2 separate regions of the Homo sapiens genome follow, and region 2 is linked to region 1. A link is a loop called in an ENCODE intact Hi-C map of the cell type or tissue named here. Cell type or tissue: heart right ventricle. All regions are shown on one strand. Links, peaks and the distances in the headings refer to the core of each region. The heading gives the core; the rest is flanking DNA. Region 1 has its middle 570 kb from the start of HTR1A. Region 2 has its middle 140 kb from the start of HTR1A.

Region 1 (16,203 bases), core at 3,923-11,922:
GGTGATAGTTCACCTAAGAACTAAAAGGGTGTGGGGTGAGCTTTGTTAATAACTTAGGAAAGCATGTCCAGGAAAAAAGAACAGCACATCAAAAAGGGTGCTTTTGTAAAACAAACAAATATATATGTATATAATTATATACATAATTATATAAATTATATATTATATATAGAGAGAGAGTGAAATGGAGTTAACAATTTTCAGAATAAAATAAAATGGTACTGGAGAGGTAGGCAGATACTAAATTGCAGAGCCTTGTAGGTTGTGATTTATGCTTTCAGGAAAGCGATCTAACTAACATATGGAATGGATTCTAGTGGTAAAAATGGAAGCAAATGCAGATGCAGTAGTCCAGATGAGCAACAATGTTGGCTTAGCCTTGATGATAAATAGATTTAAAAAATACCTTGGAGGCATCAGCAATCAGATTTGTAGATAAAGTCTACATGTAGGGAAGAGAAGGGTGATTTGAGGTAAAGAGATGAATCAAGGAAGAGTTGAAGATTTCCGCGTCTTTGATTTGAAAGATTGGGTACATGGCATAACTTTTTACTGAAATGGGGAAAGTAAGAGAAGCAGGTGTAGAAGAAAAGTAATAAATGTTCTATTTTCAGTGTGTTAAATTTCCAAGTGGAAATGTCACGTAGGTTGTTGAATGTATGTTTGGACCTCAGGGAAATGCCAAGACTGAAAATTAAAAAAAAAACTATTCATTTGGCATTGTATAATTTCATTTGCTTTTACCTGGTGACATTGTTCTCTTTGAGAAATATTTGGCCTGCTTCACTCAGGACCCCAATTATTCACCTTTCAGAGGCCTAATGTTATCTTCGTTCTTCCAGGCTACAGTTAAACACAGGCGGGGCTGGAGTGCCCTCTGGTGGATAAACTGACAAGGTTTGGGACACTGGAGTATGGACAAGCTAAAATAGGAATTAGGGACTTCCCACACAGGTGATAGAAGAGACAACCATAAGAGCATAACTACATGAATTGTGTTAGCTGTTAAGAAGATAAATCGAGTAGCTGAGTACTAGTATAAAAGGGAGAATGTGTGTTGTGTAATCGAACTGCTATTCACTTCTAGCCTGATTTTATGTATAGAATGCAGTCCCAGTTTTGAGAAATAGGATTTTTTAAAGCAAAATCAGAAATCTATACCATTATTTAAAGTTTTTGATTTGTAACTATTAGCTGCTATTCAGATTGAAAATACTATATAGGGTAAAATTATGCAATAAAAGATGTGTGTAGATAAGACTGGTGGATTGTAGTTATGTCAGTATCGTGGTGGTCATTCTCTACAATTGCTTTGCAAGATGTGATTATTGGAGGAAACTAGATAAAGAGTCCATTGGATCTCTCTGTTGTATTTCCTACAACTGAATATGAATCTATAATTAGCCCAAAATGAAGAGTTTAATTTTTAAAACTAATTTTTCCATGGGTCAAATTCAGCCCAGGGACCATTAGTTTGCAACTTTTATCTCAAGGAGAGAAGACATATACAGTGGTGCAGTTTAAAAATGGGACCCCTAAAATTCTATAGAAAACAATGAAGTATTTGTTTGTCGGCATAACAACCAAATCTTAGGCACATCTATAACGAGTAAATGGAGCTCCTGCCCTTTGCCCTCAAACACTACAGGAAGAATGGTCAAGATGGCAAAATATGGGCAATTATTTGGGGAAGCCAGAGGGGTTGTAATACCAAATTCCAAGAAAGTAAATACTGCTCTCTGGTTCTTACCTGCCAATATTTGAAGTGATGCCTTATGTCAGAGGAAAGTTAGTAATCCAGAAGGCATGAATGTACCACCCTCTTTTTGGATGAGTTACTTATTTGACTAGTTAACAAAATGGAAGAGCATGGTTTAAATGGATTACCAGTTTATAGATGAGACAATTGAGAGGTAGACCTTTCAGAGCTTGAGAAAACATACAGACATACATTTATTTTATTGTAATTTACTCATAAAGAGGTGTTGCCTCTGTATTTACTTTAGAGAATACACACGGTCCCCGACTTACAATGGTTTGACTTAAGTTTTTTTTAACCTAACGATGGTACAAAAGCAATACACATTCAGGAGAAATTGTACTTCACATTTTGAACTTTGATATTTTCTTGGGCTAACCATATGTGGTACAATATTCTTTCCGGATCCTGGGCAGTGGCAGTGAGCCACAGCTCCCAGGCAGCCACATAATCACAAGGGTAAACACCAGTACTCCACAGTGTACTGTGTTGCCAGATGATTTGTCTTACTGTAGATAAGGTAAGTGTCCTGAGCATGTTGAATGTGGGCTGGGCTATGCTAGGATGTTTGGAGGGTTAGGTGTATTAAGTGCATTTTCAACTGACAGTATTTGAAACCTTCAATGGGCTTATTGAGTTTGTCAGGATGTAGCCCCTTTGTAAGTCAAGGGGCATCTGTACATGATACGGTTTTTTTTTTTTTTTAATGGGCCTAGTTTCTTATTATAGTATTGCAATCAACTTCAAAAGACATCAAATGTTTTACAGGAATTGCATTTCTTGATCCAAGAAATTTATCCTGTTGCTCATTACATAAGTTCTGTGCTACACATTGCTCAGACAGCTTATACTCTTTACCCCATTCCTAAGATCAGTAATTACGCCCACCTAGTTGATTAGTGAAGAAGGAAAGGAGAGGATGGAAGGAAGAACAATTTGCAGAGGAGTCAGCAAGAGGTCTTGGTAATGGAAGCTAATGAACTGGAAAACTTTATTTGAAATTGTCATCCTCAATAGCACACCTTCCAACCCAGCATCATCACCATAGATATTGGGGTTGGAGTTTGATAATTAGTCACAGTCTTTTTTCTACCCCATGATTTGACATAGGCCAATGGAAAAGTAGACATTTGTAACAGACATATGGAAACCAAATATCAGCATTACCACTTATAAGGCTAAATTAGAAATTAGACTACAGACCATATACTTTCTTCCAAGTCTAGCTATTGGAATTATCTGTTGGATGGCAAATGTGGGTCTACAGAGTTGAAGCAAGAAACTAGAAATGTTCATCCAGTTATGATCCAGTGGTAGAGAGAAGAAGATAATGGGGGAGGGGGAAGGTAGAAAGGGGAAGAGAGAGAAAGACACCTCCATTCCAGGACATAAAAGCAAGACAACCCAAAGTAAAACTGTAAATAGATAACATCTGTCTTAGAATAACCTCACTTAAAAAATATTTTAAATTATTCTATATACGTTAATCCAGAATTGTGCTTGGCTTTGAAATACAATCGTAAACAAGAAATAGTTCTTGTAGTATGGAAAAAATTCCATAGTCTAGAAGAAGAGCTATAAATAGACAAGGTCAAGATATACTTATCTGAAATGACTATATAAATTATGTCATTATGACATAATAACATGCATAATAATGTAGCATGAAAGTAAATATATTAAATGTTGAAATAAACATAATTATGTTCTTTAATAAATATGTACTTACATATACTGGTATATGTAGTTCAAAATAGGTCTCAAAAGTATTGAATTTAAAAAACAATAATATGATTTTTAGTTGGCCAGATGTGTTTTGTTGTACTTCTTTATTTTTTATTTATTTATTTATTTATTTATTTATTGAGATGAAGTCTTGCTCTATCGCCCAGACCACTCTCTAGGAGAGCCCTGACTGGGAAAGAAGTTAAATCTGCATGTGTCAGTCAAGTAAGAGGAGGCCATAAAACAAAAACACATGACATAACAGAAAGTATATTATTCTCAGATCCATGAGAGTAGAGAGATGCCTCTGGGAGCCAATGAGAGGTCACAGGGCAATGTGTTCAAACAGCAGGTGGGGAGCAAGAGAGACAGAGAGAGATAGACCTATAGCCTGAGGCTTTACTGGGATCCAGGACATTACCCCAGCAAGTTTCCCACATGGAGTTCTAATTGGTGGATGCAGAGCAAGCGGGTGTGAGTCACATGTGGTGACTGGGACAGGGAATGCTCCCTGTAGCATACCTGCATACTGAGTGGAGAGTGGAGTCAGTGAGGTGAGTCAAGGAGGTTATCTCTGCATATCCCATGGGGAGTTGGACACTAGGAGGTGGTTACTTAAGGCAGATATCTGGATGGACCACACTTAGAATCAGAAAGAGCTAGAGAAATGAAAACTGTGTCAAGAGTTACTAAGCCCTTCTTCTGGTATGCGAAGTTAAACCTAGGTTCAGAATAGATGCTGAGACACCATAAAACTATAAGAATTGACAACATCTGCATTCTATGGAGGAGGAGACTGGCTTCTTTCTTTGAAGTAGATTCTTCCTTTATTCTGATAGGGGAAATTTTGTTGATCTCTTTTACCCATTAAAGAGAGGTAAAAAAAAAAAATGGCAGTTTACAAGCTAAATCAAAATGTCAATATTCTGTTCACAACAGTGTGAAGACTGTTGTCTCTGAACATGTAATCCAGGTATTCACAGTTCCCAGCACTCCATATTGTCATACACTTGTTGCTTGACATATCATTTTGTTTATCTATCTCAGCAGACAATTGAGCTTTGCCTATGTTACTGTTAATGCCTCTCTCCAGTCTTGGGGAGGCCCTGAGAAAGTGACAGAATCCAAGTACAGGCCCTTCAGTCTTCGAGTATGTGCTCTATTTAGTAATAAAAATGAATATATAGTTAGAACAAATCTTCCCCTACTAGTTTAATTTTTTGTTCCTAAATCTAGATTTCTATCATTTTTCTTAGGTTATTGAGTATTCATAGGTCTAAACAGTTGTTTACATTCAAACCCTGTCTTTTCAATTGTGAGTTTGAGGAGGCTTCTATCAGAGAGAGACCCAGTCTACCCATTTTACTTTCATTTTTTTTTTGTTATTTATCTTCAGAAATTTCTCTTTTTAAAAGGAAAATCTCCTTCCCCACTGTCCGTATCCCTTTTTTTAAAGCCTATTTTTCCTTCAGTGGCAAAATCTAGTCCTAAAATGTTGTTTAAACTTAAGCATATGAATTGTTATCATCATTTTTTTTTTTGGCAACAAACATATAAGTTTAAACTCCCATCCTGAACCATAAGTCACTGGTAACTAAAGCTAATAAAGCCACAGTCTAAATTATAAATCTGGGAAATATTGATACCTACCTACATTTTACATAATTTTCTCCTGGCAAATCTCCATCTAAAGTAGCATGGGGGTCACTACTTGTCACTTGTATAGTTGGGTTATTTACTTTCTAAGTGGCTTAGAGACCACAAATGTAAAATATCCCATGGAATGAATTGTGTTTCACAAGAGAGGCTGCCATTTTTGAGTTCCTCTGACTTTTGATTATGGATTGCATGTCCTCAGGCTGTGAGCTGAAAAAACAGACTTCAGTGATGTGATAAAATGAGACCAATGATCATTCCAGCTAAAAGAATAAAACTCTAAATCAGCAGCAGCCAAGCTGGGTGTTTTTAGTAGAAAGACCCCTCTGCTATCATTAATTTATTAAGATGTCTAACACAATCAGGCCCCCAAAAAATTATTTTCCCCATTAAACTGCAAACTACAAAGTCCATCCTCTACTTCTTTCCCTTGTGTGGAGATTGAGTATGTCCTCAACAAAGGTTACCCAAGTAAGTACATTAAAAAGAGAAAAATGGGAGAAATAAAATCTGTGTGGTATATAGTAATTTTTCTCCTTTCTTATCTTTCATCTTTGTAACTTTGTGAATCTTTCTATAGTAGAGATTTTTTAAGTAAAGCAACAATTTTATATGTTAAGTAAACATTTTAGTTGCTAAATATAATTTAGTTATTTGTTGGTTTAATAATCAATAGAAGTACTTACTATGAGTCAGGGATATCAGGGAATAAAATAAATAAAAATTACTATCCTTGTGAAGTTTAAATTCCAGAGGAAGGAATAATAAACAACAAACATAATATATAAAACGTTTTTATTGTTTATTAAAATATATTAAGTATGCTGAAAAAAACAGTGATGAAGGAAACTAGCTTGAAATTTTAAATATGGTGTCCATGGAAGGCTTTGTGGAAAACAGGCTATAGGCACAAAAACTTAAGGAGATTGAGCAAGTTAGCAAAGTGGACATTTGAAGGAAGTTACTCCAAGCAAAGGTAACAGCTACTACAAATACGAGGATGCCTGATATCAGTGGAGTAGTAGGGAGAATAGGTCTTAGCATCCTCATTTTTGGCTGTCTTACTGAACATTAGCAAGTACACCAAGAATGTGAAGCGAGTAAGTGATGTAACCAGAACTCACAGTTGGGCTGCCATGTTCCGTTCTTCTTTTGCTCTTTTTGTTAATTAGACAATGCCCTAATAGATTCCTTTGGCTCACCTATATTCTACCTTCCTGAATGAAGAAAAGACAAAGCAAACAAAATCACATCAATTTATTTATCTCTATTAGCAATTCAGGAGAGAAAATTGGGAGCAGAAGAAATAGTTACAGAAATTGTGATACAGATACAACTGTAGAGCTCAGGAGGTTGGTTCAATCTTCCAAGTCTAATTGGAGACAACCCTTCTAATCCAAATCTGACACCGGAGCCAGGTACTATATTTGCTGTATCCCACTAGATGACACCATTACAATGTCAGTTTCTCACCAGAAAAATATTATCTATCCTGGTACTAAAGATTACATAAAGACTTGGAGGTAATAATTTACCATTGAAGGCATGTTACTTGGTCAGCACTGTGCTGTGTTCAAGGACAAAAGTGAACATTAGTGATTATTAAAAGATTGAGGCTCACAAGTATGTATAAACTCCAACTTCAGCATAGAAGTCCTACCACATGATTGGGAGTGTTATTACAGTGAGGCCAGTGGAGAAAGGTCCTCTCTGACCAGGTCAAAATTTGTTAAAAACCCAAAGAGTACTGACTTACATTCTTAGTTTATGGAACAACTTTTAATGTTAGACAAGAAGAGGGTCTTCAATGACATATTTCATCTAGTACCCGCTCTTTCCTTTGAACTTAACAAAAAAATTCCTTCAAAGTCTGTGCCAGAACACTATATGGGTGGCATTGAACTCCAAACTACTTCTCTAACAACATTCAACCTCCCCTCTAACCCCCAAGATGAAGCAGACATCCTCTCTTTATATGGTAAACCTTATCTGATACATACCCAATTAGGCTAATAAGTAGACTGTCTCTGTGCTCAGTCCTGAAGATCAGCTTTACCTCTAAACTATCTGAGCATTATTCTTCCCTTAACCATGTATAAATACAACTGCTAGTATCTATGTAAGTCCATCCGAATTTTCAGTGATTCATTCCCACTCTTATACCCTAGGTATCAATATTAAGTAATGTTTTGCTAGAAAGAATTTATAGTTGGATGCACATTGAAACCACATGCTAATGTAACCCTCTTAAGAGTGAAACATTTTACCTTCTTTTTATCCTCCTTTTTCCTCTTTGCTGATGGAAGAACAGAGAAAAGCTTAAAAGGAAAACCTTTTAAGCTTCTTCTCAGTTGTCTTTTATCTGCATCTCTTTTCATTGGCTATCTTTCTTTCCTCTAGCTTGAGATTATTACATTTTTAAGAGAGAGAGTGTGTATTTGGAACTGGTTCCATGCAATTTACCATTAGAGTTGGAGTTTATGAGAAAGAAAATAGAGTGAAGGGAAATATTCTTTTTTTAGAATTTCCATCTGATACAGGAAAAAATGAAGAACAAATTCTATTTCTCCATGTTTGTAAATATGAAGAAATATTTCTGAAATTACTCTGTGATATTTCTTTGGGAACGGGAATTTTACTTTTATATACTCAATATAATCACCAATATTTCTTCAAAGTATCATATCATATATGCAGGAGTCTGAAAATTCTCAGTCCACCTACCACCTTCACATTGTTTTCAAAGCGGTTTTTAGATTGCTTTTAAACAATACAGTTCTTAATGTTCATAGCCACCTTTTCCAAATGCATTCAGAAACCGAGTTCAGGAACACTTAATTATGCCATTGGAAGTTTTATCTTGGCCAAACGTTAGTATGCAAATTTGAAAGGATACCCCCCCTCAGCAGAGAGTTTAATTTTGAAGCTGTGAAGTAATATTCTAACTTCTGTTTTATTCCTGTTGTGTTCCCAAATCACTATGACTACAGAAATGTGTGAATCTTAGTTCTAATAAATTCAGAGAATAGATATTTGAGCCTTTAAGTCCTTGGGGAACAATAGTGAATGCATTAACTGCTGCTACAACAAGTAATTATATCCACACAATTCCATTTCTTTTGGTCTGGCATCAAAAGCTGCTGAGAGGCAAATGTCAATAGAGGAAAACTGCTTTCTGGAGTGGTAGATCTATTATTTACACGGTGATGGTTAGTCAGTGTCAAAAAGAGTTCTTGCAAACTAACAAATGCTTTAACTGAAAGAGACTGTTGTGCCTGTTTAATAACTTGATATTAATGACATTGAATCCTCTTGAGTTTTTGTTTTTAAAAGTAGACAATGATAGATTTTGAAAGATATCAAGAATAGAGCAAAATCCTGAGTAATGAGAAGGACAATCTGACTTTTCCATCAACACATTAAAACTATATCATGTGAATTTACAAAGCAAATTATCCACCTCTTGGTTTCTTAGTGTTGTTACTTAAATACTGGTAAGGCAGAGACCAGGATGACTTTCAGAATCTTATGCAATGTTAGTGGGCTCATGTTCTACGGATGTTGCTATCATAGAAATAGTTTATATTTAACTTAACCTTAAAGCAACATGTGTATTTTGTTATCATGATTTCTGCTGTTTTGGATTTTGCATTTGCTGTTCCCTCTGCCTGGAACACAAGTCTCTCAGGCCTTTGCATGGATGGCTCCTTCTCAACATTCAAATCTTTGCTTGAATGATACTTTTTTAGAGAAGCACACCTCACCCCAACATAAGGTATACATTCCACTAACTTGCTTTACTTTATGCTTTATATCTGTCTGTATTTAAATTATCAGTGATATTCGGTTACCCGATTATTGCTTATTTTCTCCCATTATTTCCCCTATTATCAGTTTTATTCACTGTTATATCCCTACAACTCATTCAGTGATTGCTCAACAGTGGTGTTGAATGAAAGGAAAAACAAAAGAAACCAAACATGCCAATATGTGTTCAAATCCAGTGATCTTTGGGATACAGTTGTTTAACACTTAGCTTACAGAAAATGGCACAGGAAGAATATGTTCAAAAGCTTTCTGTTTTATGTGAGACACTGACTCTTTAAAGTGGCTCATAATGATTCTCCCAAATATAACATTTTAGAATGAATTATCTATCTTATATAAGTTTCCGTTTGTTCAGAAATGGCCAAATTACCAAGTGACTTTGCAACTATTGACTGGTTTTTGGTTAGGATGTTTTTAAAGAACCCCTCGAGGCTCAGCATATAAATGAGAGCCTTTTTTGACTTGTGCATAAATTCAGGCTTGAGCTGGAGAAACTCAGGTCTGAAGGACTGTATGTGGAAAACAATGACCACAGAAATTACAGGTTTGTCTGAAACCCTCTGAAGCTGAAAGTTTTAAACAGATAATAAAATATTTAAAAAGAAAATAAAGCCTTTCTAAAAGAACTATTATTGGGCAGCTCTTTCATCTGGGAGATGAGAGTTTTCTCATTTATGAGCAGTTTATACTTTTGTGGTTTTGTGTTGTTTTTTTTTTTTTCATTGAAGTCAGTGACTTGAGAAGTTACAAGGGAATTGTCCCTCTTTTCTGACAAATAGGAAGGCCTGAACGAAGGTAGAAATGTCAGAATTGTCATCCCAGAATTCTTAATTATTCATTAATCTTCTTGGATTCTATATTACTAAACAAGTATGTGTACAAACAGAATTACACCCATAACTTTAGCCCCTTACTTGGACAATCTGGGAACTCATTAAGGAAGCACAGCCAAATTGAATTATTTCTTCCTCAAAGACAATGCAGTAGTTATGCTGAAGACATGCTGACTTTCTGTAGTGCAGGATTAGTGACAGTGCCAATGTAACACATTAATCATCAACTTATGGCACCAATTCCAGGTACTTCTAGCATTTGTTACTATACTGTTTTTTGAGCAACTTCCAAAGAATATTATAATCACAAAATGAATACCATGTTTCAGATTGCTCTCATGAATAAAACTGGTTCTTTCCTAAGCTAAATGCACTCCTGAGATAGATAGGTACATCCAAAGCCACAGTGATCTTTTCCTGGATCCTCCATCTTTTCCATGCTTGAAACTGCCATTTGATATTTCAAGATAATTCATTTGGCAAGAAGCTGATAAAGGATTAAAATGGATAAAGCAGGAGGCTTTTGGCCTCTAAAAAGTAAAAGCAGGATTCTCAGTTCTCGCCTGGCATTTTCAGCAATGCTAGGAATAACTGGCAACAATGCAACACAGTACCTTATTACATTATTGCTATTATTCTTTTAGCTTTGTAAAAAGGTAATCATTTTGGTTGCTGCAATTACAGAGAACATTCTTATTTCACTGCGTCGTGTTGAACTGAGATTTCTGCTCCATTGCGAGCTGATAGGAGTGTGGTATTTACATTTTCTTCTTTAAATAATAGTGCAAAGAAGTTAGTTATCAGACTGTGACTGATACTTCACAGTACAGGGCATAGGTGATTATTTTGGGGTCTATGATTGGAATTCCAAACAGTAGGATCCATGCACAGGACATGGCACCTACCAAATCACTTGTCTGTTTGCCCTAAATTACTAGAATTGTATCATCTTTATAAGTGTTTTTGCCTTAGTACACATTATCTACATTTTTGGCATATTGAATTGAAAGCATTTCCATTTTAGTTTGTGATTATAAGATGAACTCTTGAAAAATGTACCCAGGGATTATATAATATTAATATAATTCTCTTTTAGTGTAAGAACTGACATGCATTCATTTTAATAATAGTAGCAATACTTCAAGAAACTTTCATACAAGGAAAAGAGATTCGCTTTAAAAACTCATCAAAGTAAGACAAATTCATGTCAAGTGAGTGTTTTTTCCCAATTATAATTGATTTTTATTAAAAAGTAATTATTTTTCCCTGATATTTTAAATGTTTTATTTTTCAGTAGAATAAGCTAACTTTACATATAATAAGAACAAATTAAATTTTTAAGTTTTAGACGCATATTTGGGAAAACCTCAGCAAACTCTGAATCTAGATTGGTGATTGCTTACAGTAGATATATCCCATAATTATAGTGAAGTTTTTCCATTGCTAAGGCTGATAAAATATATTAAACTACTAAAATCCTGACTGAATGCAAGAATCAGCTGATTCTAAACTTCCACTCTGCTTTCTAGTTTCTCTAGGGGATAATAGCAACTAGGAGATGATAGACTTTGTGTGCAGCAGTGCCAATGCAAACCTTTCTAATTCTGGCTCAACTCTCTTGCAGAAACCAGGGAACAGCAAATGGTTTTCAATAACGATAGCTAGGGAAGGGACAAAGAAAAAACAAACACACTTCTTTTATTTTTTAAACTAGTTAATAGGAAAAAAAGAAAGTGGACAAAGAATCAAACAATAATTAAAAATACAACACGAGTTGCAGTCAATTCTTCTCCTCCAAGATGATCAGATAAAATGAAATTGAGTCAAAAGAGGAAATTCTACCAAATACACTTGGAACTACAAATGACCTTAGAAGATAACACTTAAATCCCTGCACGTGTTGTGGCCTCTCCACTGAGTTACAGATTGTTGATCCTGGAACAGCAAGTTAATAGACTGTGAAAGGAAAGAATAACCATGAAATGAGATGGCTAATACATCAGCAACCATTGGGATCAAAACAAGGAATAACTATTACTTCTTACTTTCTAGGATGCTATAATCTTCTAAATTTCAAAACAGAATACATTTACTGTGGCAGTCAAGATGGAAAAAGATACACGTCTAAGAGCAATTTTTATGACACCCTTCATTTAAATAGAGATTTGGGGAGAACAGAAACAAATACTAGAGGTGAAGAGTATTTTGGCTTCTGTTTTCTAATGTGTTGGGAACAACTTTATTCCCCTTTGAAGTACTAATAAATCTTGCCATTCTAAATACAGTGAAATTCAGTTTAGGGAAAAAAAATTTGTCAGAATTTGATGATAAATCTTTGACAGCAAGAGTTGTTTAAAACCAAATAAACCTGATGACTTACATGAATTTTATTTGAGATACATGGCTGTTAGGAAAAAGGCAGAGGATTATCCCCCAATTTGTCCTTTATTCAGCTATCAAGCAATCTACAGACTCTGCTTTTTATAATAGGAAGAACTGTGACCAGTCTATTCCAGGATTTCTCCCAACTCTATTTGGAGAAATAGCTTGGGTCCTGGCCTGAGGCTCTCAGAGCTTGAAGTGTTTATGAGTAGTACGGTGATTAAAAATGCTAGGTAGGTCTTTTGTTATAGCAATTCTGAATGCTAGGAAATAATGGTACAATATCTATTAATTCTTCAAGAAAAAAATATGTACTCCACAACATTTATTCCCAGAGGGAATACAATTTTTATGTACCCTTCTTGACAAAGGTATTAGAGAATCAACTTTAGTGAAGCAAGAAATGAAACCTCAGGAACAGAAAAGAATGGAAATATCTCAAACCCTGATAATGTTGGAAGCAGGAGGATGAGAGATGATGGAGGATGAATTTATCACAAACAGCCTCAAAATTTCAACTTTCTCTGGATCAGTGTCTTTTGCTATGTAACTTTTCAGTGCCCTCATATTGTGGCTGGGTCATTCAGCCCTACTTCTTTAATCTAAACTCAGCTATGTTACATGTTTTGGCCAAAAACATTATATATATATGTATGTGTGTATATATGATTTTTCTCCCCATTCTTTCTCTGCCCATACAAACCATATTTGCCTACACCCTCTGGGAAAATTGTTATGAGAAATAAACTTTTAAAATATATGTGTATACACACACACACACACATATATATACACATACATACATACATATTGTGTGTGTGTAGATAGAGACTGAGTGAGAGATAGATAGATGACAGACAGACAGAAATTGTGTTAGGAGGTGGGCAAATTCAGGTAGGTATAGGCAGAATATAGAATGAAATTCATACAATTTTATTCCTTTGTTGATTTGTTACGTCTACTCAGATGTCCAAGGCCTAAGTCAGCTCTCTTGAAATTCCTTATTTTTTAAATTCTAATTTTAAAGTGAAATATTTATAGCTTACATGACATAGTTAAAATTTAAACTGTTATCTCTGAAGTAAGGAAATGCATGTATCACTAATCTCTTTTCTGAAGAACTACACAGCTTCCATTTGCAGTTACAAAGTTAACAGATTATTTTTTTCTCAATTAACGATGGCATCAACAAAGCTTATCTCCTCCTAATATGCTTGGCAAAGAAGATTAAAAGATGTGTAGAGGAAATCTAAATACAGGTGAAATTTTAGCAAGTCAAGCATATATTCTACAGCATTATTAAAGAAAATTTCAATTGTAGGAAATATATTTAAACAGAATTTTTTATAATTTTATAAACAGAAACATCAGTAATAATTGCTTAGAGTTTAAACAAGATCATAATTTTGGGTTCATAAAATTGAATTTGCCTTCAACTTGAAAAATTCTATTTTTTTCTCCCCATTCTTTCTGTGCCTACACCAACAATATTTGCCTACACCCTCTGGGAAAATTGTTATGAGCAATAAGCTTTAAAGTTATTAGTGATTGGTGAAGAGTAAATTATTGCTGGTAGAGCAAGTTAACTTTTAAAAGTAAACATATATGTTATTTACTTTATAGGTTAGTAACACTATTATTTACTGTATCACCATCTCCTACCTTAGTGGATTTCAGCCTAATCCAGAAAATTTGTCATATAATAGTGTATAATTACTCTAGAGGCTTGGAAAATAGTATATGAAGGTACCAAATCTAAAAGTGGCATAAGCTGCTATGATGAAAAGATCTATCGATACAATTTCTTGATCAAGATAGATAGGTATTGTGCCTGGTAGTGGGCAAATTAGGCTAGGAATAGGCAGAGTATAGAATGGAATGCATACATTATTCTTCTCTTATGAAACAATTCCAAGATACAAAGCTCAGGGGTAGTAGAGAGACTCCATTGTCATTAAAATGGGGCTCCTGGCTGTGCATGGTGACTCATGCCTGTAATCCTAGCACTTTGGGAGGCCAAGGCGGGTGGATCATGAGGTTAGGAGTTCAAGACCAGCCTGGCCAAGATGGTGAAACCCGATCTCTACTACAAATACAAAAATTAGCTGGGTGTGGTGGCGGACGCCTGTAATCCCAGCTATTCAGGAGGTTGAGGCAGAGTATTACTTGAACCCAGGAGGTGGAGGTTGCAGTAAGCCAAGATCATGCCACTGCACTCCAGCCTGGGTGACAAAGCGAGACTCTGTCTCAAAAAAAAAAAAAAAAAAAAACAAGTGGGGCTCCTATGATTGCTCTGATCTTCATCATTTCTAAGCTAGTAGAAACAGGGTGAGAGAAGTCAATGACAGTCAACAAACTTTGCTTTAAGAAATGGTCTGGAAAATGTGCATATCATTTCCATTCACATTCCTTGGCTGGAACTTAGTCTCAGGGCTATAATAAATAAATTAATTAATTAATTAAAAAATAAAATAAACTTTTAACTTGTTATAACTTTAAAAAAAAAGAGAGCTAGAAACTGTTTTTAGTGAAATAGCTATGGACCCAGTTATAACTCTCAGAATTATTCTTTAAAGGAATGAGAGAATCTATATTACAAAACAATGAGCACTCTCATCACAGAGGATGGGGAAGACTATATTTTCCTAAGATAGCCTAAAATATATCTCATCTCAAATGTTCTTAATGTGATCTTGCTACTCCCACATCAAAAGATAAAGTCTAATAACCTGTCTTGCATGTGGGCTATTTGACCAATAGAATATGGCAGAAGTGAAATTCTGTGACTTCTGGGGCTAAGTTAAAAGAAGCTTCATAGCTTCTCTGTGTCTCCTGGAATACTTATTTTTGGGATCCTCCTTTTGCAACCAAACCGTTCTAAGGAAACCCAATACACGTGGAGAGTTCTTCAGACATACGTAGGTTCTTTAGTCAGCAAACTTACCTGGGCTTCCAGTGGACAGTCACCATTAATCACCAGCTATATTAGTAACCCATTTTTAATATGCAGCCAAGATAAGCCTTTAGATGACTCCAGGCTCAGCCTCCATCTGACTATGACTGCATGAGGGTCCCCAGAACAGATCACCCAGGTGTCAACCACAGAATCGTCAGAAATAATAAGTTGTTTTAAACATCTACATTTGCAGTTTGTTACACACAAAAATAAACACCTGAAAAAGATAAGTATTTATTACAGACATTGATAAAATCTCTGTCTTCATTCCTCTCCGAGTTGAATAATTAATATTATGCTATCAAAAGGTATATCTTCCTTTCATATTTTAAGTGGTTATTTAAACCTAGGTGTAGTGGGGCTACTTCAAGGTTCTTGGCTGGAATACCTTTCTTCCATTTCACTCTAGATCTTAGTCATTATTAAAATTCAACTGCCCCAAGGAGAGGAAGATTTTAGATGTTATCAATCATTTTTGCCTTCATAGGAATAAAGGATTTAAGTTAGCATGTTAAAAATGGGTTTGAGAGATGGCTGGGCATGGTGGCTCATGCCTGTAATTCCAGAAATTTGGGAGGCTTAAGCAGGTGAATCACTTGAGGTGAGGAGTTGAGAACAGCCTGGCCAACATGGTGAAACGTCATCTCTACCAAAAACACAAAAATTAGCCGGGCATCATGGCGGGCACCAGTAGTCCCAGCTACTCGGGAGACTGTGGCAGGGAGAATTGCTTGAACTCGGGAGGCAGAGGTTGCAGTGAGCCAAGATGGCACCACTGCACCCCAGCCTAGGTGACAGAGTGAGCTCCATCTAAAGAAAAAAAAAAAAGATGGATATGGGATAGGGGATAGATTAGATTGCAGGCTTTGAATATGTGAGGGAAGCAGAAAATGAGACAGCAGGAATAAATGGGGACAAACTAGAAGCAATCAATGCAAATTTCACTTCATAATTCTGTCTACAGTCTATCTCATATTCAGTAATCACTTATAGTAAAGCAGAACCTCTAGGAGGACATAAGAATCAACAAATTGCTTTCTTGTATATCTTATAGATTTTTGTAC
Region 2 (16,203 bases), core at 3,917-11,916, 430 kb before region 1:
TATTGTAAGAGTTGTTATTTGATCACTCGATAATGGAGAAATTATCTTTACTACTGCATATAGACTTTGCTGAGTATTCATGGAAGGCTGGGGTCATAGAGAAAGTAGCAGGTAGACATTATAAATTAAACCCAGAAAAAGTTTTTTTTCCTCTCAATTCCTAACTTCAACTATGTCCCCCTGTGAATTCCCTTATCAATTCATAGTTCTCCTTATTTTAGATGTACGAGGAGGAAATTTGACATTTGCCTTCATCCTGTACCCTCATTCTCTTTTTCAATCTCCAATGACAATTTTCAGGTACTTAAAATACTCAAACTCCATCAAATTCATAGAGAAATTGACAGGTTGTGGTATATTTATTATAAAAAATGAGGACAAAGAAGAATAAAACCTTTTAATCATGTGTGTCAGCACAGTATCAATTACCCAGACCATATCTGAAGGCCTAATATATGCATGTGCTGGCATAGCTATTGGAGGTAGAAGAGAGTTCTAAGTGGCAGGAATCACAGCTTATCCATCTTTTTCTCTTCCTATAGTACATAAAAGTGCCTTAACCTACAAGACTTGATGATAATAGTGGAGGTAACTACCATCTATCTAACGCTTTTTATGGACCAGACATGATGATGACTTTCTTTCAAATGTTATCTTAGTTAATCCTCACAATGGGCCATTTATAAACAAGGAAATTGAAATCCAGAAAGGTTAAGTATCTTGGTTAAGGGTCAGATAGTTGGAAAATTATCTTTACGTGTTATAACTGAGTTTTCATCTGGGATACACAATTAATCTTTAGTTTCCTTTTAGGCAGCAAAGTGGAAAACAGGCAGGAGAAATTTCAAATACCAAGGAAAAGTGCCTGCTAAACAAACTTGTTTTTTAGATGTTTTAAGATCTGTTTCTAACTCATCAAAACAGTATAGATTCATGAATGTAGTATAGCACTCTATTACAATACACATGCTTGGTGATATTTTATTCTTGTCTTCTGAATTAACACCAATGTACAATAAAATTACTGTTCTGGAAAACATTATATATAATTTTTTCTTCCTCCTCAAAGCTAATTAGGTGGTGATAATAACAGTTCCTATTTACTGCAGTATGTTTCACACATTGTGTTAAGGGCTTTGAAAGCATATCTCTTTGATATTACAATAATCTTATGAAGACATTATTATCCTTATGCACATTTTCAGATTTAAAAATGAAGAATAGAGTGCTTGAATAACTTGCTTAATATAAGTCAGTTTGCATAAGTGATGAAACTGAAATTTGAACTTATATTTGTCTTTCTTAACCCTTTCTTTAAGGAATACACTATTAGTTATTCTGTCTCCACATTGGTAGTCAGCTAGTATTTATTCAACCCGCACCATGTTTCTGATCTAGTGTAGTAAAGTACCTGTAATCTACCCTCCAGAAACCTTTCATCAGACTGGGAATACAAAATGACTTGGAGGAAGAAATAGAAGAATAAAAAATTGTTGGGTTTTATGAATCTAAATACAATGAAAATTTAGGGAAATAAATGATTGGAATTGAAGACATTAGGAATGTTTCATGGAAGAAGTAGAGTTTACAGTATCTTTTAGACATTGGATGGGATAAAGACAGTGAAATGAGAGAAGGTTCTAGGCAGGCAGCACGCCATGAGCAAATGGTAAGGAATGAAAAGAAATTAAGTGATCCAACTGAAGGAGGGAAAACATTCACTTACATGCAACTCTACATTTATTTAACATAACTATGATGTGTTAAGTATTTCACTAGGTACCATGGAAATGGGTGCCCATTGTCATGTAAATAACTGTACTGTATGTTGAGGAGGTTTCTCTGTATATAGTAGTTTCCCCTTATCCATGGCTTTTTTCCACAGTTTCGGTTACTGACATTATTTGGGTTACTGTCAATTATGGTAGCTGTCTGCCTTTTCTTCTTTGGTCCTTGCTGCTCCTAAGGAAAGTCAAGCACACCCACAGGAGTTAGGTGGGTACAGGGGAGTCTACAATAGATCTATACTATTTCCTTTGAAGGATGGTCCAAATGTATTAACAGTTTCAGAAATAAACAATTTGTAAGTTTTAAACTGTGTGACATCTAAGCAGCATGATGAAATCTTGCACCACCCTGCTGTGTCCTATCTTGTCTTGCCCAGGTGAGTCATCCCTTTGTCCAGTGTATCCAAGTTGTCTATGTTCCCTGCCCATTAATCACTTAGCAGCCATCTTGGTTATCAGATTGAGAAAACATAGTCTATATATATTCAGTTTGGTACTCTCCTTGGTTTTAGGCATCCACAGATCTTGGTTTCAGACATTCCAGGTCTTGGAATGTACCTCTCATGGGTAAGGGAAGACTAAGGTACCTCAGTATGTAAGGTATCTGGTAGCATGATAAAGGCTTGGTATTGTATACAATAGACAGCTAGGAGCTTTTCTTGATTTTTGAAAGGAGAAGTAATGTATTAATAGTAGCAGCAAAAAGAAATTTTAGGAGTCAGAATATTTGGGTTTTAGTCTCAGACTGGTTATTATTTAATTAACTGTGTAACTTTGGTTAACTCCATTAGTTCATTTAATATGGGGAGAATGGCATCTTCCTACCTGGTTCATGGAGTTGTGCAAAGACAAAGTAAAAATGAAAGACTTTTGAAAATTGCAAAGTACTTAATTTATAGATATTAATTAACAGTATTTATTATGGGAGGCATGTGTGGGAGGTTAGTTTTTGGAGAGACTGTGTCTCAGCAAGCCAATGAACAGGCTTATAATAATCCAGGTTAGAATGGTGTGATAGCTTCAGGAATGGAAAGGACAAAGAGAATCTGGGAGTTATTCCAAAGAAAGAATCATGAAACACAGAGGTTAATGACAGGTTTGATAATGAGTGATTTAGTCATCTACTCTTTATTGAACACTTATTATTAAATACCTACTCTATGTCAGACACTGAGGATTCCCAGCTGAATAAGTCATACATGCCCTGTGCCCTCACATGAAATAGTGGAGGCATTTAACAAATCACTCAACCTTTGGAGAACAGTGAAATGGAGCAGAGTCTTATGAGATCATAAAACAAGAAAGACTGAGGGCTTAAAGAAGGTTTCTCTGAGGAAACAATGTGTAGGTTGAGATGTAAAGCAGGAGTGGAACTTAGATGAAAGGGATCAGATCATTCCAGGAAAAAGATAGCATGAAATAATTCCCCAAGGCAGAAGAGAACATGACACATTCTATAAAATAAGACAAGTCTAGTATAGACTCCCCTGTACCCACCTAACTCCTGTGGATGTGCTTGACTTTCCTTATTAGCAGCAATGACCAAAGAAGAAAAGGCAGACAGCTACCATAATTGACAGTAATGCAAATAATTCACAGAAGTCACCATATTAGAAAATATTCTCAATTTTTGTCCAGTGTTGGAGTTCCATCCCTTGCGGCAATGACAACCAGAAAGAACAGGTGAAATAGTACAGATTTTTAAAAAATTAATTGCATTTATACCAAATTATGGAATCAGTGGTAGACATAGCTCTGCAGTATTTAGAACTTACTTTCTTGTGCCCACAGCTTCTGTACAATCCTTTTTACTTACAATTCTACTTGCCATACTTTCTCTATTATGCAAACTAATTGCAAAGTCCTTCCCTAGTCTTCCTCCTAGATAAAGTTAGATAGGCAATATGTTGCTTTGCCTCTGTTTAATATTTTATTTATTCTTTCATTCATATTATTTTTATTATGATTATGAGCTCTGTAACCATGGAGAGCATGAAGTAGTGCCTTTTCAGTTTAAATCATTTTTAAATTGTTTAATCTTTCCTCATACATACTGTACTTGACTAAATTCAAAATCTGCCCTTGGCTTCTGGATGCTTCTAGTCACCAGACCGTAAGTGCAATTAGATCTTTCTGCTTTTTCTCTCAGGTTTGTCAACCAGCTTTATATTATCTCCTTATCTTGCTGACTGGGACAACACATCTTTCAAGTACTTTGTATATCCAATCATATCCTTCATTTTTAAGGCTTGATAGTAGATGTATTTTTAACTGACAATACTATATGTACATGAATTTTCACTTTTTAATCCTTTTCTTTTACTTCTAAAGAATATGTTTTCTTCTTCAAACAGCCAGTAGTTAAAGCCGAGAGAGAAAGGATGGCATAGATAAGGCCAGAGAGGTAAAGGAGACCACATCATGGTGAGCCTTAAGGATTATATTAAGGATGCTGGACTTTTGCCAAATGGCCTTTGGTACTATAATACATTTGGAAGCAAATATAATTATTCTCATTTTAAAATATTTTTATTTTAGTTTTTATAACTAGACTTTTTTTAAGAATAATTTAGAAAATTTGGGAAGACAATACAAAGTTTCCATTGATTCTACACCTAATTTTCCTTGTTATTGACAGAAAGGAAAAACAGATTGAAAATATAGTTCATGGAATTTAAGTTGAGAGGGAAGAGAGGTATAAATGCTAGAAAGAGGAGAATGATTAGGAAGAATGTTAAAGAGTTGATGGGTGGGAGGTTCACATGATGTAAAAAAAAAAAAAAAAGTAATCAAACAAGCTACAAGACTAGAACATTCCTTCCCAGATCCCTTTGCTTGTCCCATCATCCTACCCTTTAAATGTTGTTCACCGGGTGTATTAGTCCATTCTCACACTGCTAATAAAGACATATCCAAGACTGAGTAATTTATAAAGGAAAGAGGTTTAATTGACTCACAGTTCCACAGGGCTGGGAGGCCTTAGGAAACTTATAGTAATGGTAGAAGGGGAAGCAAACATGTTTACATGGTGGCAGCAAGGAGAAGTGCAGAGTGAAGGAGGGGAAAAGGCCCTTATAAAACCATCAGATCTTGTGAGAATGCAATCACTATCAGGAGAACAGCATGGAGGTAAATGCCCCTGTGATTCAGTTACCTCCCACTGGGTTCCTCCCATGACATGTAGGGATTATAGAAGCTACAATTCAAGATGAGATTTAGATGAGGACACAACCAAACCATATCACCAGGATTCAATTTTATCTTCTTATCATTTTAGAGGTGTCACCTTGAACAATCTCATCAATGTTCTCTGTTGCCACAACTCCCAAATCTGTATCATCATTCGTGGTCTCTCAACTCATGTATTTAACGGGTTTTTTTTTTTTGGAGTCTCTTGGAAACCTTTCTACATATCTTATTCTTGTTAGAGCAACACTATCTGTTCAAATCAGAAACCTAGAAATCACCTTAGATTCTTCAATGTGCTTTAACTTCCTTTGTATGCAGTCACCCATGTCATTTTCATTCTTTTGCTTAATGTCTCTTTATTCTCCCTCTGTCTTCTCCCTTTTCACAGCTATTCAAATGAATAGCAAGTTCTCATCTTCTTTATTCTGGATTATTACATTCTCTTGTGTTCTGCTTGCCTCTAGTCTTACCCTCCTCCAAGTATGTTTAACATTTTCTATATTAAAATATAACCTCCATAGTATATCACACAACAGCCCGCTCTCTAGCCTGAACCACGACCACTCAAATTGCACTCTGTTTCTTTGCTTCTCAGATGTTCCTTCAGCCTAGAGTATCTTTCCATCCCTTGTAGTCTGATAACTTCCACCCATACATCAAAGCTCACCTCAAAGATTTTCTTTTCTTTGAAATATTTCTTGATTATTTAAAGTAGCATTAGTCATTCTACTTTGTCAAAAATTTAACACATATTTTAGTATTGCACTTTTCACATCATGTTGTTTCATGTCATTCCTTTTTATATCACCTACTAGAATAACCTACCTTAAAAGCTGGACTGAATTCTTTGGGGGAAAGGAATATGTTTATTTATATTTGTATTTGCAGCAGATGAGACAAAGTACACACAGCAACTATTTGTTGAATGAATGACAAGTTCAAATTTAGACATTTTGTAGTCAAGGCTTATATAAAACTGTAAATTAAGAAGACATTTCTCAAAAGAAGACATACAAATGGCCAAAAGTTATATGAAGAAATGCTCAACTTAATTAATCACCAGGAAAATAAAATTAAAACCACAATGATACATTGCCTCACACCTGTTGGGATGGCTATTATCAAAAAGACAAAAGATAAGTTTTGGCAAGGATATGGAGCAAAGGGAAACCTTGTATAGTGTTGGTGAGAATCTAAATTAGTACAGACATCATTGAAAACAGTATGGCGGTTCCTCGAAAAATAAAAAATTGTAGAGGAATAGTTTTTGATTTCCCCCAATATGTTGACTTATTTCAGGGGTCTGGCCTATCAGTTTTTGGTCAAAGACTGCCCCTCATGTTTGAATTAGTAGATGGTTCTATTTGTCTTACCTGGATTGTTATGGCTCCATCTGTACTTTCCTGGGATTTTTAGCCTTGATCCTTGATTTATTATTAAATCTGGCTTTCATACATCAGACTGGAAAACAAAGACCTCAACATTTTCTAATAATATTTTAATGGAAAAATAATATACATACTCATTTTGACCACTTAAATCACATAAAGTTACACAAAAAAACAGTATCACTCCCTCTTTTCTTCTTTCATACGACTTCCCTCCCTACACATAGTAAAGAATATAAAATAATGTGGAGTTTTTTCTTCCATATATTTTCCTAAGTTTAAATGCTTACTTGAATACAGAGAAATTTTAAAAATAAAAATGGGACTATTCTTTGAAAATTATTTTATAATATAGTATAAACATTTTTATAGGTGAATTCTGACAAATTAAACTGCCATCCCCTAGTGATTCAGAGTTCACCACAGCAGAAGACAGCATGGGACATTGTATTCTGGTTCTTAAATGCTTTTGTCTGTCATTTTGAACACATTTTATTGGCCACAGAAACTGACACGAGCATGACCAACATCAAGGGCCCAGAGATTTGTAAAAATCTTCCATATGTTCAGAAAGACCCAGAAATATTGGTATCACCTACCACAACAGTAAGTGACATTATGAGTGATCATAACAGGGAGACTGGAACCAGTAGGAGGCCAGGAAAGGCTTTCATGAGGATGAGAATGTCTCTGAATGGGAAATGAATAACATTCTTTGTAGTGGAAAAAATAGATGCACAAATGGATGCAAAGAAGCAGGAGTGCTCAAGTAATTGAAAACTACCATGTGGCAGGAGCAGAAAGCGGGACTAAGTGAGGGGAAGTGTGGCCTAAGATGAGATTTCAAAGGCAGGGCCCTTATCAAGAATTTTGATCTTTACCGATGGGAATCTTTTCGATCATGTGAAGTGGGAATATGACATGCTCAGTTAGTATTTAGACATGATCATGTTTGCTGTAGTATGGAAAATAGGTAGGTAAGGGTGATGGGGGTGTAAAGGGCGGGAGAGGGAGTACGGAGACACAATAGTAGTTCAAGAAGAGAGAACACAGAGGCTAACTGCAGTGGTTGTGGTGGAAATCAAAGTAGGACTTGGATTCAGGAGAAACTGATGGATATTTACAATGTTTTCAAATTTATGCTATTATAATACTACTCTAAAGTCTTATATATTCCTATTTATGATTAATTTTTTAGTGTGATGATGTCATAAAAATAACCATTTATTCAAAGAGTGTTCATAATTTAACTTTAATCAATATGGACACTTTTTGATTCCCCCAAATGATTTTAACAATAAAGACCTCACCAACAATGTGTAATATAGGGCTCTTTACAACACCTTCATAGAAACAAGACCCTATCATTTAAAGACACAAGCATCACTTTCTAACATTATCTCCCTGATAGAGTTTGGCTCTATGTCTCCACCCAAATCTCATGTTGGATTGTAATCCCCACATGTCAGGGGAGGAACCTGGTGGGAGGTGATTAGATCATGGGGGTGGATTTCCCCCATGCTGTTCTCATGATAGTGAGTGAGTTCTTATGAGATCTGATGGCTTAAAAGTGTGGCACTTCCCCTCTCCCTGCCACCATGTAAGACGTGTCTTGCTTCCCCTTCAACTTCCACCATGATTGTAACTTTCCTGAGGTCTCTTCAGCCATTTGGAACTGTGAGTCAATTAAATCTCTTTTCTTTATAAATTACTCAGTTTAAGGTAGTTCTTTATAGCAGTTCTTTATAGTTCTATATATTTAGAAAATGGACTAATACACTCCCCATAATGTATTTTAATTTTTTTTACCCCAAATTCAACTATCTGAATCAATTACTTGGTCTAAAGCAGGTCCCCATTCCCCAGGCCATAGAGCAACACCAGTCCTTGGCCTATTAGGAGCATAGGAATGGAACCTCACAACATGAGGTGAGTGGCAGGCCAGTGAGCAAAGCGAGACATCCTGCACATGCAAAGGATCTAGGTTGTGTTCTCCTTATGAAAATCTAACGTCTGATTATCTATCACTGTTTCCCATCACCCCCAGATGGGACCATCTTGTTGCAGGAAAACAAGCTCAGGGCTCCAACTGATTCCACATTATGATGAGTTGTGTAATCATTTCATTCTATATTACAATATAATAACAATGGAAATAAAGTGCACAATAAGTGTAATGCACTTGAATCTTCCCCAAACAATATCTCCCTGCTCCCTCCCATCTGTGGAAAAATTGTCTCCCAGGAAACCTGTCCCTGGTGCCAAAAAGGTTGGGAACTGCTGGTCTGAAGTGTAGGTGCTAGGCTTGTTTTAGCAAAATTCAGAGCAAGAGAACATAAAATGTGCTGTAGCTTTAACACAGTTATTTCTTCAAAAAACAATCTCTCTAACAGGTTAGTAACATTTTTTTACAAAGCCATTTAAAACTGCATTTTGCTAAGTACCATTTGCATTTCTTATGTATGTTTGGCATATTATTCATTATTTAATTATATCATTATTAAATTATATTATGGTACATATTTGTTGCAATGAGAAAGAAAGAGTACTTCATGCCCAGTATCTTTCAATACTGGATACAAACTTCCCTGCTAATGAGTTAAGTGACAGATAATTAAGTAATTGCAGGTAAATAATCAAACATTTTTATATTATGTACATTTTATATTATGTAGATATCTACATATCATACATTTTATATTATGTAGATATCTTGTGAAATTAATTTCACTATGTGAAATTAATTACATAGTGTTTAAGAGTGATTTAGTGATACTGGGAATGTTTATTGGAGTTTCCTGAGGACTCAGAATCCACTGTTATTTTTTCCTGTTTAGAATAATAAAATATGGCTCCTGCCTTCTGAATGTTTGTTATTCCCCACATTTTTCAAGAATGGACTCAGTTTAGATGAGGGCTACCTGGGTATATACAGATATAGATATAGATATAGATATATATCTAGATAGATAGTTCGATAGATAGATAGGTAGGGCCAATATAATGAGTGAAAAATGGCATCTGATTTAATATGCTTTTTTCCTTACTATATGTAAAATTAAAAGCTTTGTATATGTTGATTGCCATTTGCCTTTTTCTCTTATGTATGCTTATTATTTGCTTTCTCATTTTTGCATTAGGATAGGGTCTGAAAATTAGTCTGAGGTAGATAAATCAATTTTATTCTGAAATTTTTAAGGGGTCAACCTTTCTCTGCTGTGTTGGTAAGAAAATGTATAATTTTCCAGAGTTGAGTCTTTTCAGTTTTCAGCCATTGTAACAAATTTTATAGTTTCCTCCTTTGACATTTCCATAGAGCCTCTTTCAAGAAAGATCCAGATATTCCTTTTCATTCCAGGAAAGAAACAGAAGCTAGCCCTATCTATCTATCTATCTATCTATCTATCTATCTATCTATCTATCTATCTATCTATCTATCATCTTATATCTATCTCTAAATGTCAGAGCAGAATGGGAAACAACACACTATGGAGTGTATGATACATTCTAGTAAAAAGATCACCCAGAAAGTAAGAACCCCTCCTCCCACTCTTTCACTCTCTCCACCCCATCCACCAGTGTCCACTTTCATTTGCTTATCTTTGTAACGCCCTTTCTGCACAGTCTGCACACTCTTCCTTTGCATGGAATATGCATGCTTCCCTTATTCATCTTGTTGGTTCCAACTCAAACTTTATCGCCTAGCTCAAATGTTATTTCTTCAGAAAAGTTTTCTCAGATCTTTCCATTTAATTTTCTTAGTATCATTTAATTATCATTAACACATTTTATCACATTGTGAGTTTTTTTAAAAATTACAATTATTCGATTGATGTTTCTAACCTCCATTAGATGGTAAGTGTTCTAGAGTCAGAGACTGTGTGTGTGTGTGTGTGTGTGTTTTGTTTTGTTTGAGATGGGGTCTTGCTCTTTTGCTTAGGCTGGAGCGCAGTGGCATGATCATGGGTCACTGTAGCCTTGACCTCTTGGGCTTAAGTCATCCTCCCATCTCAGCCTCCGGAATAGCTGAGACCAAAGCTATGTGCCACCATATCCAGCTAACTTTTTTAAATTTTTTGTAGAGATGGGGTCTTACTATGTTTCCCAGGCTATTCTTGATCCTCCCACCTTGGCCATCCAAAGTGCTGGGATTACAGGCATAAGCCACAAAGTCTGGCCATTATGTTTGGTTTTGCACACTATTTTGTTCCTCCCATACAGTACAGTGTTCAGCGTGAAGTTGACACTTCAGTCTTAGAATTTTCTTTGTTTTACTTACAAATTGGGCTTGTTTCTATTGATTCTATCTGTACATGTTACTAAGCTTATTTATGAGCCATGCTAAAGCTTTGTCCATTTATTAGTCTCACTTGTCATTGGGGTTTGTTGTTTTTAGTGGGGTTATATTCATTTAGCCTCAGCTTTTAGTACTATAACATTTTTATACATGTCTAATGATTCATTTGTAGTGATTTATGGCAGATTTGCTGTAGATACCATCTAGAATCAGTGCAGTAAATTATTTATGGACCCCTTTGGAGCATTGGACAGAAAGTTTTGTCCATGACTCAGGACCTGTAATGATTTCTTGCTCTGGGTATCTCTAAGATCTATCACAAGTATCTCTAGATGGAGCTATTTAACCTTTTCTCTTATAAACTAAAGTCATAAGGAATGTAACCAAAGGAACATGCTCATGCTATTTGTTTCTAGGATTCCAGGCCTTAACGTTTGAAGATTGCTTAATGCTGGGGGTTCCTGATAATGTGCACTGACTTCTTTCCTCTTTTATTTTTTTCCTTATCAAAAAAGGCCAGTTATGCTAGTAAACACCATGTATGAGCAAAATTATTCTTTTTTTTGGTCTGAGTCAACTGAGACCATGAACAATAGCATTTTTATTTAAACCATTGTTTTTTTTCCTAAAAATCCAGAGTGTTCCTCTATCCAAAATAACATTGTTTTGTGAAATGGTAGCTTTAAAGAAATCTATACTATTATATTAGCAAAAACAGAAACAAAAAATATGCATAAGGCTGTTAAAAAATAAATTATGGTTTAATTTTAATTTTAACGATGAGCAAGTTGGGCTTCAGTCATAGACCAATATTTATTTTTAATAATAAGGATATCATCTGATATCTATCTATAGCTATTGGTCTATCAGTTTATGTATCTATCTACCTATTTATTATCTATTATTATATTCTAGCTGCTTTGTATATTGCCATTTAATCCTCAGAACAAGTCTGCTTTTTACATAATTACATATAAGTCAAATAGAAAGCACTGTCTTCAGCCCTTGGGCATGCTATTAAGTGTGTGTTTTAGATGACATACTGAACACTCACTGTAGGTTAAATTCTATATTTTATCCTGCATACCAGCTAAAATACTTCTTTTTGAATTGCGTGATTTTTCAGCTCATCTTTTGGATGGCGAGTTCCTTGAAGGCAAAAACTGTGTCCCAATAATAGTTATATCCCCAGTACTCAGAATTGTTTTATCCAATATTGTAGCATGTGGCTAATTAGATTTAAATTTAATTAATTGAAATTGGATAAAATTAAACATTCAGTTTCTCAATGACACTAAGCACATTTCAAGTGCTCAGTAGTTATCACTTATGGCTAGAAGTTACTCTATTGGACGAAGGCTGCATGAACATTTTCATTATTACAGAAAGTTCTATTGATAGCAATATTTAGTATAACAATTTGTCATGAAATAATTCATGACTTGATAAATATTTATCAAGTGGTTTATAAGATATAGACATTATCTATACATAAGAGATAGAATGAAAAAAAACACAATTTTTCTCCAGTGTTTTCCCTATCTTATCATTTTGTGAAGAAAATAGACATTAAGCAACTCAGTGCTAATGGGCATGTATTTAACAGTAGACTATTTCAGATTCATTGTAGAAAGGCCCGTTTTCAAATTATCTGGGTAGGGCTTTTTGTCAATCAGTAGCACATCCTATTGAAAATATTTAACCTTTCCTTGGTTCCTGTGACATAATTAGTATCAGAGGTAACAGAAATCTATTCCATTCTTTCTGGAACCATTAAAGGGATAAGAGCAGCAGATTTTATAACTTTTAAAAAATTTGTACAAATTTCTGTGTTAGATGTGTAGAGATTTAACCACACTTCAAGAAGTGGGAGGAGAGGTACAGCATTTAACACAGCAGGAGGACCTTTAGTGCCCTGCAATAGGACTGTACATAAGCAAAATTTTGTGCTGGCTTCCTGTGCTCATGATCTTGGGCGCTTTTTATTTCATTTGCTCCCATTATTTTCCTTTTGATTTTTTGGTGAACCAGTTTTACATGTGTTCTGACATCAAAGTTAAACAGGGAATAATAAAGAAGCCTCATGAAGACTTCTAGACCATTATGTGATGCTAACACACTATTTAGGAAGAAGCCACAGTCCTCTTGGTAAATACAGAGGACTCACTTCTGCTGTGAGGCTGCATAAATAGATAATGCAGCTGTAAATTTTCTGGTAATTGATGTGATCATTAGTTTAAGTCGTTCCAATTGGCTAGATTGTAGTCCTTGAGCAAGTGTGGACGGGTGTTTATGTGTGATTGCTGTCTCTGGGAAAACTGCACCTGGCATGGGTTTCCTCTACACCCTGAGGAGTGAGACTGCTGTAATTGCTGATGAAGGGAGTATGGAGATAAAACAGCAGCAGCTGTTTAAAGAGTGGGTAGATAGGCTACATGGAACTCTGTGCAGCTTGAGAAAAGAGAACGTTTTGCTTAAAACAAGTGAAGAATTTTATTTTAGGAATATCAGGATTCTAAGAAACAAGGAATAATTGTGTAATTGAAGATGAAGTGGTAGATGGTAGTTGTGCTTCCCAACATCTAGGGCAGGCCAGCATTTGACTTTTGGCTTTTCCACAACTGCCTGTAGAACTTACAGAAGGAAAATTACATAGAATTTGAAATGAGACTAGAATTCCTTCTCTGCTTCCATATAAGATTTTATTGATTCAAGAAGCTGAAAATGACATCTGCTTGCAAACAATTATTAAATGAAGTAATGGCTTCCACGTTTGGTGAAACTAAATGGGCTGGATTTTATCCTATGCCTAGCTTTCTATTATGGGAATGCTAAGTATGTGAGAGTTATTTATATCCTACTGCTCAAGGTCATCGCCAAGGTCTGATTGTAAAAATTCAAAAAATTGCAACTTCAGGCATAAATGGGTTAAAGTTCTTGTACTGCTTTAGTAATTTCTAATTTCTATCCATTTATTTTAAAATTTATATTCTTTATAAGACATTGAAAACAGCAACCAAAGAAACACTAACGACAAAAAGCATTTTAATAGAGAGCATAAAATAATAATTCATCAGATCCATAAATTACATCTATCTGATTTAAATTTTTTATGTACCACCTGAAGATATCTTTACTAGGACAATAACAAGAGTTAAAAAGAAAAATTATTTCCACTTCACTCTTTCATTTCCTGGGAAATAACACTTTTTATATCTTTAATGGGTTATATCATAAAAGGGCCTTATAAATAGTATCTGAAACATTTTTATGCCATATTTCAGTAAGCATGAAAATTATAAAAAGTGATACAGAAAACAAGAACTCAAAATATCATATAATAAAAAATATTTTGTCTTCATTTGATTCTAAAATTGTAGCTGGTTTTCAATCTACATTTTAATGTACATTTGTCCTATATATACAAATAAGAAAAAATATGACCTTTCAAGATTTACTTAAATCATAAATACTTCAAATAAATTATCTTTATGTTTCCTTTAAAGAGTAAAAGATTTAAAAATAAGTAACATATTATGAAGATTATTAAAATATATTAACTAAATGATGTCTTTAATGATTTAAGTTTTTAGGTCTTTATTACAGCACAAATTGATAAAATGATTTTTTTCCTTTCTTTGTTTTTTTTTTTTTTTCTTTTTTTTTTTGAGACAAGTTCTTGCTCTCTCACCCAGGCTGGAGTGAATGGAATGAAGTGGCCACGATCATGGCTTACTGTAGCCTCGACCTCCTGGGCTCCAGCGATTCTCCCACCTCAGATCCCAAGTAGCTGAGACTACTGGCACATGCCACCATGCCTGGCTAATTTTTGCATTTTTGTAGAGATGGGGTTTCACCATGTTGCCCAGGCTGGTCTCAAACTCCTGGGCTTAAGCAATCCTCCTGCCTCGCCTCCCCAAAGTGCTGGGATTACAGGCAGTAGCCACTGTGCCCACTGATATAATGATTTTAGAAATTCTTAACAGGGTGGGCTTTTTATATCATAATTACTTCGAAATGAATCTGTGAGTCAAACAAGGTTAAAATACAGTTTAACAAGTCTTAGATACTTTTCGTTTTTCATTGTTACATGTATTTGCTAACAGTGTTTTAGTTTTTTCTCTCTTTCTATCTCTGTCTCCCTTTCTCTTTTTTTGTGTGTGTGTGTGTGTGTTTTTTTGTTTGTTTGCTTTTTTTGAGATAGAGTCTTGCTTTGTCACCAGGCTGGAGTGCAGTGGTATGATCTCGGCTCACTGCAACCTCCGCCTCCCGGATTCAAGCTATTTCCCTGCCTCAGCATCCTGAGTAGCTGGGACTACAGGCGCACACCACCACACCTGGCTAATTTTTGTACTTTTGGTAGGGACGGGATTTTGCCATGTTGGCCAGGCTGGTCTTGAACTCCTGACTTCTGGTGATCCTCCCACCTCGGCCTCCCAAAGTGCTGGGATTACAGGCATGAGCCACTGCACCCAGCCTACATTTTGCTTTTTAAAAGACATTATTTAGTCTTTCACAAAAGTCCAAAGTCCCTGGAAGTTGGATTTGATGATCAACATATTTTGAGAACATTGAACTCAAACCCTAGAATTCAAAAGCCTTAACATTTCAGCTTCCCCATCTGCTGGACACTCCTAGCTCTTTGTGCGTCTATGTCTTGAAATACATCCCACTTCAAGAAAAAAGAGGCAATTTTAACTCTAACATTTCTTTTAAAATAGCCCAAACATGGTGAAATGGAAATCTAGAGCTCCCTGTGGACATTTGTTGTTGTTGCCTATTGCCTCCCAAGCATTCACACTCTTTCCTGTTTGAGGATATTCCCTAATTGTACGATGGTTGGCAGGGTCTCTTTGAGTGAAGACATAAGATCTATTCTTTATTGGTTGGATATTCCTGCTCAGGACTTATAAAGAATACAAAACTAAAGGAGTGATTTAGAGTTCACGGACAGTAGCATGCAGTGCAGTGCAATAATTCACTGGCATGTGTGCTACCCTGGTTAATATTCTCACCCAAGAGTTACTGTGTTATGATGTAGGCTACCTGATCCTTTGATTCCCATTGGATTTTTGAGCCTTGCTTTTGAAGTGTCCACATAGATTGTGCAAGCTAGTCCATAGTTCTCTAATAATTATCTTTTTTTCTGCTTAAGATAGCCAGAGTCAGTGTCAGTTGCTTACAGTAGGGAATCCTGCCTGGGGCAACTTTATTATCTAGAACTCAGGAGGTAATTTTACTTTGACTTTTTTTCTGGTAATGAAATGTGATGTTGAAATCTCATAAAGATTCCATTTTCCAGCAAACCTTCACTCTGATTAATACAACACTTTAAGTGATCATTGTGAGAATGGCTCTGAGAAGCCACTTTTTCTCAGTAGCTCTTGAAGGAAGGTTACATGATCACGAAGAGTCAGGTGAAGGAGAATGGCCTGCACACTTGACTCATGACTTCTTATCCTGTTCCTGCACATTATGGACATACACAATCGATGGCTTCCTTTATTCTTTTAGACTAAAGGTGTCTGATAGCAGATGAGGA

What was found. Hi-C counts contacts between places; a loop is a spot of excess contacts. Peaks named below come from ENCODE experiments on the same cell type or tissue, not always from the same donor. Only the 100,000 strongest peaks of a DNase experiment are listed, where the experiment ranks them.
Region 2: a loop joins it to region 1, with 4 times the contacts of the local background. A loop is called at or near these places in 8 of 110 quality-filtered maps.

Annotation. Positions count from the first base shown.
Region 1 is chr5:63,386,312-63,402,514 of GRCh38, reverse strand. No RefSeq gene overlaps it. Among named protein-coding and RNA genes, the nearest start is that of HTR1A, 570 kb to the left of the region's middle. In heart right ventricle, for the core only: no CTCF peak of the experiment used is centred there; no DNase peak of the experiment used is centred there.
Region 2 is chr5:63,817,548-63,833,750 of GRCh38, reverse strand. No RefSeq gene overlaps it. Among named protein-coding and RNA genes, the nearest start is that of HTR1A, 140 kb to the left of the region's middle. In heart right ventricle, for the core only: no CTCF peak of the experiment used is centred there; no DNase peak of the experiment used is centred there.